Regions from separate parts of the Mus musculus genome. Here region 2 is linked to region 1. Evidence: chromatin loops called from intact Hi-C (ENCODE). Cell type or tissue: heart. All regions are shown on one strand. Links, peaks and the distances in the headings refer to the core of each region. The heading gives the core; the rest is flanking DNA. Region 1 holds the start of Cgnl1 (cingulin-like 1). Region 2 overlaps Myzap (myocardial zonula adherens protein).

Region 1 (5,373 bases), core at 195-5,194:
CTTGAGCATACCTTAAAGCTGGCTTTTCCTTCTTCCCTACCGCACTTTTCCTGGTGTTACTTACTAAGTATACCAGGACTTTCCAAGTCCTATCTCAAAGTTCCATTTCCAGGGCAACTCAGATAAAGGCAGCCTCTTGCTCAAGGCTCCAGATACAGACTTCTGCTCTGGGGCGCTCTTGAGAGACCCTTCTATCTCCCTAGTGCTCCTTCAGCACTTCAGTGGGATAAAGCACTTCCCACAATGCTCTCTGCTAGCCTCATTCACTAAGTCTCCCAAGTGAAGGCCCCGGATGAGCATCACCCTGCAGTCTCCTTTCTCTGCCCCTTCCACTGGGCAACATTGCTCCTGCCTCCCGTGTTGCCTGAACATTTTGGCACTACACAATTCACAAAATTTGGAGGAGGAAAGAGATGATTTTTTTTCCTACCTTTCTTCCTGATTTTTTTTTTTTTTCTTTAGGCAAATTGCTGTCACTGACAAAACAACCCCCTTATCCTCTACCAGAAAAAAAAAAAATCCTCTCAGATTCTATCTCAGGGTCAAGCCTGTGAGTCTCCCACCGAGGAAAAGATACCGGAAAGGCGCGGCTCAGAATCTCAGAGGCTTTGACAGCACAGGCTTGCTCTCCCTTCAGGCTGGTGGGGCTTGAATATCTGTAGTGACAGCAGAGACAGGGACAGCGGCCTAGCCCAGGCAGATTCTGCTCCTCGCCTCGCTTCCCCATCTACTCCCCATATTTTTATATATTTTAATCATTAGACTACCTGTTGGGAAAGAAGGGGTCAGGCATGCTGGGTAAATGGTGTTTCTATGGTCAGCAAATGTTTGCTGAGCATGTACTTTCTGCAAACGCTCTCAAGGGTCTGAGTGGGAATAGACGGGTGGCAGGTGGTTCAGTTTCCTCCTCGAGGGAGGAGTCCCTACCCTCCCCGCCACAGACACCGCCCCCACACCCTTCCACTTCTCCCTCGGGTGAGCTGTCTATTTCCTGCCCCTGAGTGAGGGCTCGACACACTCATTTCCCAGTACCTGGTTTTGCTCATACGTTGTTTCTCTACCACCAGCCCAGCTACCAGCCCGCTGTTCACAGTTATCCCACAGTTCTATAAAACCTCAGTGGCAGCCGGGCAGTGGTGGCACATGCCTTTAATCCCAGCACTTGGGAGGCAGAGGCAGGAAGATCACTCTGAGTTCAAGGCCAGCCTGGTCTACAGAGAGAATTCTTGACAGCCAGGGCACAGAGACACAGGACACAGAGAAACCCTGTCTTGAAAAACCAAATAAAAACCCCAAATAGTTAAGTAAATAAATAAGTAAACAAACAAACAAATAAGTATATCACTTGATGAATAGAGGTTCAGATCCCAAGCTCCCACATCAGATGCTCAACCTCCTGTAGCTCCAGCAGGTCCCACATCTTCTCTGGTCTCTGTGAACACTGCACATGCATGGTGCACACATATACACCCAGGCACACATGTAGACATGAAATAAATACATCTTTAAAAAACATACCTCTTTCCCTGTGGTCCTATTTCTGTTTCTGGAAACACATCTGGTTACCAGTTTTAGACGCTCTCTGGGACCGTCCCTCCCCACACGGATTCCTCTTGTAAGCCTCCTCCTGGTTTGTACGGTTCTGCCAATCCCGGTGTTCAGAGCCATTTAGGTGCAGGTTCCACTGCAGGCATTTTGAGGTGTCTAAGGCATGGTTAACATGTGTCTGCGCCTGTGTTATATGACACCCTTTCTATCGTCCAGCACAGCCTCCCTTACAGTTTGCCTAATTCCAGATATACCCAAAACCCAGATGTCTTTGCACTGGCAAGCAGTCCCGTTGAGAACACTGTTCATGCAGTTTTATCATCTACAAAGCCCAGACTTGAGAACTAAGCAATCAAGTTTCACAAAAACGTGCAATGTTTTAAGTAGGCTTACTACTTTCTTTTTGTTGGGAGGAGGGACAAAGGTTGCATTCATAACTATACTCGGCTGACTAGGCGTGGAGCATGCCTGGTAGACCCACTGTTTCCAAAGGGGTCCAGGGAGAATAGCTTCCTCCTTTGTCTTCTTTTTAAAGATCACTTGAAAATATTTTTTTTTCAAGTTTTGCCTGCATGTATACCTGTGCGCCACATATATGCAGTACCCGAGGAGGCCAGAAGATGGCACTAGATCCTCCTGGCACTGAAGTTAACAAAGGTTTTGGGAGCTGTCTTGATGGTGCTGGGAATTGAACCAGATCTTATAGAACAGAAACAGATCTTAACTTCTGAGCCATTTCTCCAGCTCTGTAAATAAATACAAGCACGTTTCATCACTGTGCAACTTTTCTTCTATTGCTGTTGCAGTTTTCCTACAAAATAATCACTATTACTTTTTGAAATCTTTTCACGTTACTGTTTTGAGTGACTGAATTTTTGAGTGTTGATTTTATTCAACATGTTTGTCAGTAAACATTTACTTATTAAAATACTGTAAGACACATGCCATTTCTGCAGTCCTTTCTTCAGGAATAACAAGCCGTTGAGTGAGTGCCTCGCTCACTTTACAATGGAGGAAACTGAACTTGGAAATGACACCCTGGCCTTCCCAGTTGGCAATGTAATGCCACCTTCCCTGGAAAACTAACTAAACTAGGGCCTGAGAGTTTGTCTCTAATGTCTGTGCTGCTACCAGGAGCCAGGTGACCTCAGAGCTAGGCCCAGCTTTAGCTTATAGACGTCACTTTGTCACTTCGTGCCTTTTGTGATTTGCTTCTAGGTGACAGAACAAGGCTGAGTGGAAGAATGGGGGGAAACTGAGATCTGGGGTGGGATTGCGGAATAGGGAAAGTTTCCTGGAGGAGGGGTTGTAAGGGGGTGCTGAGAGAGAGAAGAGAGTGGCTGCGGGTGGGAACGGGGTGCTGGTATGGGCGCAGGGAGGTCTCAGGGCGCAGATGGGGCAGGGTTTCAGGGATCGCCCGGGACTGTCCGCGAGGGGCCGCAGTCCTCGGTCCGCCGGGTCCTGGGTCGCTGGGAGGGTCCGGACGCAGACCCGCCTGCTCCTCCTCCCGGGAGGGCGGGCGACTGCAGGGCGGGGCGGGGCTGGCGCGGCCTCCTGGCGACGCGGCGGCCGCTGCTCTCCGGCCCGGCTCTGCGGGCAGCTGCCGGAGCGGGACCCTGGAGGCAGAGGCGGTAAGTGAGCTCCGAGCGGGAGCCCGGAGGGTGTGCGCGGGACCCCGGAGCCCAGACGGTGCCCGGGAACTCGACAGGCTCGAGCTCCTGCAGCTTTGCGCAGTGCTCAGCCTCAGCGTCGGTCGTGGGATCCGGGCGCCGCGGCTGCAGTCCCGGGGCTGGAGGTGCGCTCCTGCCTCCTACGCTGAGCCCAGTACTGCAGACGAGTCGGACAGTTGGTGGCGAGCCTGTACAGGGCTCTAGTGACAGCTGCGGGCGAGCCCCACGGAGCACCGCACTCCCAACCCTTCCCTGCAGTGTTTGATCTCAGTGCTCTTTAAGCCATTCCTTAGAACAGGCTGGTGGCCGCTCCGCTGTCCTGGCCCCGCGTGCCACTGCACTGTCCAGGCAGGTCACCCCGAAAGCCCTTAAACCACGAGAGCACTTTTTTCGCTTTCTGAGGGACTTTTCCAAGTTGCATCACCGTTTGGCTTCAAGGTAGGTGCCTGGCTGTGGTGTTGGACTTACAGAGACTTTTTTTTTTTTTTTTAAGAACTTTGTATATTTACTGTGTGCGTGCCCTTTTACCCCAAGAACCCTTCCAACGCCGAGTACCCTGCTCAAAATACTGTAGGAGTTCTTTTAAAGAGGACTTGGCTTGCAGAGTGGGCTACACACCTGGTGAGATTTAAATCAAAACCAATGAAAAGATTCTCACCTTCCTCGCGCCCCCCACCCCCACCCTGGGTACATCTCTACTCCAGGGGTCTGGGGGTAGTCGGCGGTGGGAACTTTTAAAAAGCGACCCCGGGTGGTTCTGGGTGCAGCCAAGTTTGGAAGAGCAGAGCGCTCAGGCTCCTGACCCACCTCTCCACCAGGGGAGCCTGTGGACGCAGCCTGCTAACCTTAGACCGCAGGTGGTGCCATTTAAAAAATAAAAGTTCTCTTTGTTCCTAATTCTATTTACAGTAAATATTTCCGGGGGCACTTTCTATTTAGGAGGTTGGAGTGTGGGCATTAAATTCTGAAGTCATTGCCAGAGTCAAGGTTATATAGTCCTGTCAGGGAAAACCAAGTGATTCGGAAAAGTGTCTCAGATGAAGAGAACACTTAGGATTTGGTGAGCTTTTGTAGACCTCCTCCTTACACAGGCACGTGTGTACAGACACAAAAGCACTTGTGTTACATAAACGTGGGGATTTTCCTGGGAGTGGAGAGACCCTGAAGGGTTTCATTTGTGAGTTAGTTATTTTTGATGTGTGCTCGCGTCCTCAGGAGCAGCCATGTGTATGTTCCTTGATAGAATAAATAACACCTGAGTTAGGGGGTTAGCGTTTCCAGTACCAAGGCAGAGCTCAGCTCAATCGCCTGTCAGGTGACCTAAGATTGATAGGACAATGGGAAGGCTGAACATCTGTTTGAATCCGGTGGTTTTCTGTCACATATGTTTTATGGGACGTTTTGTCACACGTGTTTTAGGACAAGACGGTTGTCCCTGGGTTAACAGTCATCTCTAAGTTAACGCTCTCTGGTATTCCAAGTATGCTCTCACAAGTCTCCTGGTGGTTGCTGCAACGTGGCCACTAATCAGACTTCCCTTTTCCTTAGGCGATGGTCCTGTATATTGTCTTTTTGTAGTATCAGGATGATGTCCCTTTATGGGTGCCCTGGGGAGGGTGTTTGTCTCTGATCTCTGACATGAGCTAGACTGACGTTGATTTTTGAAAATGAAAAATGATAAAGTGTTGTCCCGTTGGCCTGTCCTGTTTCCTCTCCTCCTACTACGGTGCCCTCTCCTGTCACTGGTCAGCTGCTAGAATGTGACCACTGAGGAGTCACCAACATAGCAATGGCCTGCCTGTGGAGAGTGTGGTGTCACAGGGTGGCCCCTGAACCCAGAACCTCCAACTTCCGCAGAGTGTGTATGTATATGTATATATGTGTGTGCAAATGCATACGTGCATGCCAGACCATCAACATGACTGGTGTACACTTGTGAACCTCCTTCTCACCTGGGGAACAGGGCCCACCTTGAAAGTGTCAGATGCCTGAGAGATGGGAGAGTGGTCTGGCCCTGTCCCACACAGAGCGCAGATTTATTACAATACTTCCCACCCTGGGAGAGCACTTGTGATGTTCTGACCTGACCAGAAGAAATGGGTGAGTGGGGTGCCCTTCATCCAGGGGAAGGGGTACAGCCTCCAGGAAGGTGGTC
Region 2 (5,373 bases), core at 260-5,259, 220 kb after region 1:
GTCACTAGTATGACTAGGTAGCTTGAAAGTCCAGATCCCTCATATCCAGCCTACAGTGTGGCCTGTGTTAGAAACTGGTGCTGAGTTTGGTCCTGACCACTAGAGCTCAAAGGGTTTTTTTTCACTCTCTCCTTTATTTCTCAAATACATTTTCAAGTCCTTCAAATTAAAAAATGAAAGAAGTTCCAGGGATGCAAGGGGCCTCGTGTGAGTGGAGTGCAGCGTGAACAGGCTTCAGACGGAGCCCTTTTCCATGGCACCTGTGCGGTAGCCATGGCGTGAGGGGTGGACCTGGGTTCTCAGTTAGTGACAGTCTTTACTCAGAAACTTTCATCCTGAGTACTGGCCCAGTGATGACCATCCAAGGGCATCAAAGAGAGACTTGTCACATCTTTGGAATATACACCATGTACCTCATTAAGGTCAAAGGGTGCCTCCCTTTCTCAGAGGTGAGGCACTCACAAGCTCAGGTGCCTTAGGTGAGCAGAAGGGGGGTGTGTGAGGACACAGCAGCAGCAGCAGGAGCAGCAGGAGCAGCAGCAGCAGCAGGAGCAGCAGGAGCAGCAGGAGCAGCAGCAGCAGGAGCAGCAGCAGGAGCAGCAGCAGCAGCAGCAGCGGGGTCGGTGGTATGAGGTCCTTACCGAAGGCCAGAAACAAACCATCATATGACCTCTCTGGAGATCCACCCCACCTACCCCAGCCCCGGAGATTCTCTCAAGCTGCACCAGTTCCAAAGGCTCCCAGCCCTGTGGCCACACTAGGCCAAGATATTTTCAAAGACAACAGTTTGGAAAGCATGCAGTGTGGGAAGGATGGGTGCAGATTTTTTTTTTATTTGTGTCTAACAAGGCCTGACTTGGAGATGCCATTGTTTGGTGTCATGAGTGGGGTTGATTGGAGAAGCTATAAAATAATTAAGTTGTGCGTGTATGTGCATGTTGCATGTGGGTATAAGTCAGAGCTCATCTTCCAAGTGTGGTTGCTCAGGAACTGCCCAACTTCTGAGACACAGTCTCTCACTGGAACCCAGGGCTTGCTGTTTATAGCTGGCTGGCCAGTGAGCCTGGGATCATCTGACTGTCTCTGACTGCTCTGTGCTGGGAGTTACAAGTATGTGTCACCACACGATGCTCTTTCCCTTCCTTTCTCCCCACCCCCCCTTTATTTTTTTGCATGAGTTCTGGAAAAAAAAAAACTTTACCAACTGAGACCGTCTCCCCAGAACTAAGAAGTGACCTTTTGAAAAATTAATCCTCTGAAACACCTTGTCTCAACCATCCTAAATAACTTAGTGTACAATGCCATCTTTTGTTGATGTGTGTTCCTCTCCCTCTCTTCCTCCTTTTCCTTTTATCCCTTTCTCCTTCTCTTTCTCTCTCCTCCTCTCTGTGCCCTCCTGCCTGCTGCTTCTCTCTATAGCAGACTCCTGGGGGTCACACTCCGAGCTCTGTGTGTAGAGATGCTGGGGGTGGGGAGCGTAAGGTACAGGCTGCAGTTCTACAATGAAATTCTTTGCAGGTGGAGTCATCGCAAGAAGCCAATGCTGAGGTGATGCGGGAGATGACGAGAAAGCTGTACAGCCAGTATGAGGAGAAACTGCAGGAGGCACAGCGCAAGCACAGTGCGGAGAAGGAGGTGCTCCTGGTACGTGTATGCTGCCTAAAGCACAACATGCGAGACATGGCTAGCAGGTTTAGTCAGAAGCTGAAGGGAGTCATGAGGTTGGATATAAAGAGGAGTCAGGGGGTTCATTCATTCATTCATTCATTCATATTTATGCCATTGGTGTTAGATGCATGTGTGCACTGTGCACATTGGTGCCCTGGCTCATGTGTGCCCTTATGGAGGTGAGAAATTCATGCTTGTATTATGCCTCTGCCATTCGCCACCTTCCTTATTATTTATTAATTTTGAAATGGAGTCTTTCACTGAACCTGGAGCTTGCCATTTAGTGTAGGCTGCTGGCCATCTGTTTCCCAGGATTCCCCAACCCTTTGGCTGTGTGTTAGCTCCCACAGTGCATGCTCTGTCATGCCCAGCTTTTACTTCCATGCCGGGGATGCGAACTCAGGTCCTCATGCTTGCACAGAAAGCTCTTCACCCACTGAGCGATCTCCCTGGCCCAGGGAATTTATTTGATTGTTCAGTTGCTCCCATTTTTTCCTCCTTCTGGAATAACCCAATGTCTCTGTCTCAAAATATGCATTTCTCCAGCTAATCGGACCACTCACCAGCACCCAAGCGGATCCTGTGTTTGTCTGTTTATTCCATTTGTTTCTCCTTCTGAAAACTCCCACTTCCCCATCCTGGGATAATACCATCCCAGCCCACTCCCCTTGAAAGCTCCACCCTTCCCATCCTGAGCTCTGTTATTCCCACAACTAGAAAGCCATTCTCCCTTCCTCCTCCTGGCTGCGTGATTACACTGTACCTCTCAGGAGTCCTTGTCCCTGTCCCTGTCCTCCTTCCCCCACCTTACAACTGTGTCTGGTTTATCTGTGTTCTTGGAGGTTTAATCAACACAAAGATCTTTGTTTTGTTTTGTTTTGTTTTGTTTTGTTTTTTCCATAAGAGTAAGTTGGAGCATTGCATTGTGGGAGGAAGATCTGGGAATTCATTCTACTTCAGTTGTATGTTGGCTCACACAGTGACACTCAGAGCATTTGTGTAGATTTTTTAACCCTTCACAAGCTGTTTTATTTCATTTCTTTTTTTTTTCACACCTTTGGAATATAAGCTTTCAGAAGAGACAGTGACTAGACTCATTGAAAAGCCACCTGAGGGGGCTGGCAAGATGGCTCAGTGGTTAAGAGCGCAGACTGCTCTTCCGAAGGTCCAGAGTTCAAATCCCAGCAACCACATGGTGGCTCACAACCATCCGTAACGGAATCTGATGCCCTCTTCTGGAGAGTCTGAGGATAGCTACAGTGTATATATAATAAATAATAATAATAATAAATAAATAAATCTTTAGGAAAAAGAAAAGCCACCTGAAGGGTCAGAGGGTGACTTCCTTGGGGGTTTAACTCCTTTTATAGAGGTCACCCACCAAATATCCTACATATCAGATATTTACGCTATGAGTCATAACTATCAAAATTACAGTTATAAATAAGGAAAATAATTTTATAGTTAGGGGTTACCACAACATGAACTGTCTTAAAACGTCACAGCATTAGGAAGGTTGAGAACCGTAGCAGATAAAGATGCTTACTGCCAGATGATAAGCTGAGCTTGATCCTGAAACCCACGTGGTGGGAGGAGAGAGCAGACACTTGAAGCTACCCTCTCACTTCCACACTCCTGACCACACACACGGACACCCGTGTCACCCAGATCCCCTCAACACACAAAATAAAATAAACGTAAAATAAAGTTAAAGAAGAAGCTACATGATGTGCATTGTTCAGAGGCGAAACCAGGCTCAAGACAGTTGAGTCCACTCTGTGTGAGACACACAGGTCCCAAGGTCATGCTTTCCCAGGGAGATCATGACCCAGTGAGGCTCTGACTGGACTGGGGTGAGTCACCTGGGTATCCAGGCCGTGCTGAGGAGAGTGTGTACCCTGTTGCAGGAAGAAACCAATAGCTTTCTGAAGGCCATCGAAGAGGCCAATAAGAAGATGGAGGCAGCTGAGCTCAGCCTGGAGGAGAAAGACCAGAAGATCGGGGAACTGGACAGGCTGATTGAACGCATGGAGAAGGTAACAGACGCAGCTGGTAACTATTGCTTGCTTGTTTCTGTAGTGATGGCCATTGAGCCCATGGCCTTGTGTGTGGTAGGCAAGCCATTAGCTACAAACCTATCAGGCCAAGCCCGTCACAATTATTTTGATACGTTTAAAAAACATCAACACCTGTAAAATTCTTTCTGCAAATTAATATTGCAGCAGCTAGCTTCTGTGGGCGCCCCAGATGTGCTCTTTATTTAACCCAATGAGGCAATGTGTTTGGCGGCTCCATCAGCACCCCGCCCCTCGTGTTTCTGGGGCAGGTGTCTGGGGCAGGTTGACTTTTGCATGACACACCTTGAATGAGGTGCGGAGGCAAACTCTTCTGTGTGTGGCAAACAGGCTGACAATGGAGCTTGGGGGGTAGGTGGGGGGCTTACGGAGTCTACAAGCCAGTCTAGAGGCAGGAGCAGAAATGGACCCACCTTTGCTGGCAGGGCTCTGCAAACGTTTTTTTTTTTTTAAAGGATTTTGCTATATTAATATCTATAATGTATGTCTAGTGAGATTTCAGTGATGACAGGTACTGTACTTTTATTAACAGTTCCATTAAATGTTAATAAGTTAAATAAATGTTAAATTAAACTTAAATCTATACATACGCACACATTTATAGATTCAGCAAAGTGTATGAAGCATATAGCTTGACACACATATGTTTCTTATTGCTACTGAAGTAAATTGCCGAAAAGTAGCTTTCGGTTATGTGAATTTATTGTTTTCAGTTCTGGAGGTGAGAAGTCCCACTCTGGTGTCAGAGTTAGCCATGTAATGCTGTCTTAGCATCCCAACTTGAACTCTACTGCTTCCTCTAGCTTGATCCATGAGACCATGCAGATCATTAACCATGTTTTCACAGTTCCCCTTTCTGTGTGAGATGGTGTGTTTATGCGGGACTAGGTCCTGGACTTCTTTGTGTTGGGGGGACCATTGTGCTGGCCATTATGGCCAGCATCATATATGTCTTATAAGCAATTATTCCTGTGTAAACACACCTGGGTTGGTCCATAAGCCATTATCAGAATTTCAGAGCCTCTTTGCTAGATGTTTTTGAAAACAATAAGGACTCACAATGTCATGGGCCATTGATTTACGACATAGATTATCATTATTTAGAACTATAAGTTTTCATAAGACGTGTAATCCTGGGCTGGGGTTCATGTGGTTTGCCTAGAGTGTTTTTTTCCAGATCCATACATATGTCTATGCATTGGGCCCCTTTGAGTTCTGAGCTCTGACCTAGTGGATGTGTGAACAGGGAGTGTTGTACAGACTTGGAGAGCTGGGTGTGCCTGGTGTTCATCCTCTGCCTAGCTCCATCTGGATCCATTGATTATGTCTGTTTTAGGAACGGCATCAGCTCCAGCTCCAGCTCCTTGAGCATGAGACAGAAATGTCAGGGGAGATGGCAGATTCTGACAAGAACAGGTGAGGCAGGCTGGCCTTGGACTTCGAGCAACTCAGAGGTGGATATGCACACTGGTTGTGTGTGTGTGTGTGTGTGTGTGTGTGTGTGTGTGTGTGCATGCGCGTGTGCACTAGATGCACATGTGTGCATGTTCTTGCCCACAGAGGCCAGAGGAAGAAGTCTGGTGTCCTTCTCTTATCACTTTCTACCTCATTCTCTTGATCCAGGGTCTCT

The links. Hi-C counts contacts between places; a loop is a spot of excess contacts. Peaks named below come from ENCODE experiments on the same cell type or tissue, not always from the same donor. Only the 100,000 strongest peaks of a DNase experiment are listed, where the experiment ranks them.
Region 2: it touches region 1 in a loop (3-fold over the local background); 2 of 42 quality-filtered maps call a loop at or near these places.

Annotation. Positions count from the first base shown.
Region 1 is chr9:71,769,315-71,774,687 of GRCm38, reverse strand. Cgnl1 (cingulin-like 1) reads left to right here and starts at 3,086. Exons shown (of 19, transcript NM_026599.5): 1 at 3,086-3,179. In heart, for the core only: CTCF peaks have their summits at 2,167 (motif pointing right), 3,010 and 4,035; DNase peaks (open chromatin) are centred at 3,067 and 3,357; H3K4me3 peaks cover 2,570 bases; H3K27ac peaks cover 3,219 bases.
Region 2 is chr9:71,548,510-71,553,882 of GRCm38, reverse strand. It overlaps Myzap (myocardial zonula adherens protein), which reads left to right. Exons shown (of 13, transcript NM_001033208.4): 7 at 1,519-1,644; 8 at 3,576-3,704; 9 at 5,080-5,159. Among named protein-coding and RNA genes, the nearest start is that of Myzap, 41 kb to the left of the region's middle. In heart, for the core only: a CTCF peak has its summit at 2,909 (motif pointing left); no DNase peak of the experiment used is centred there.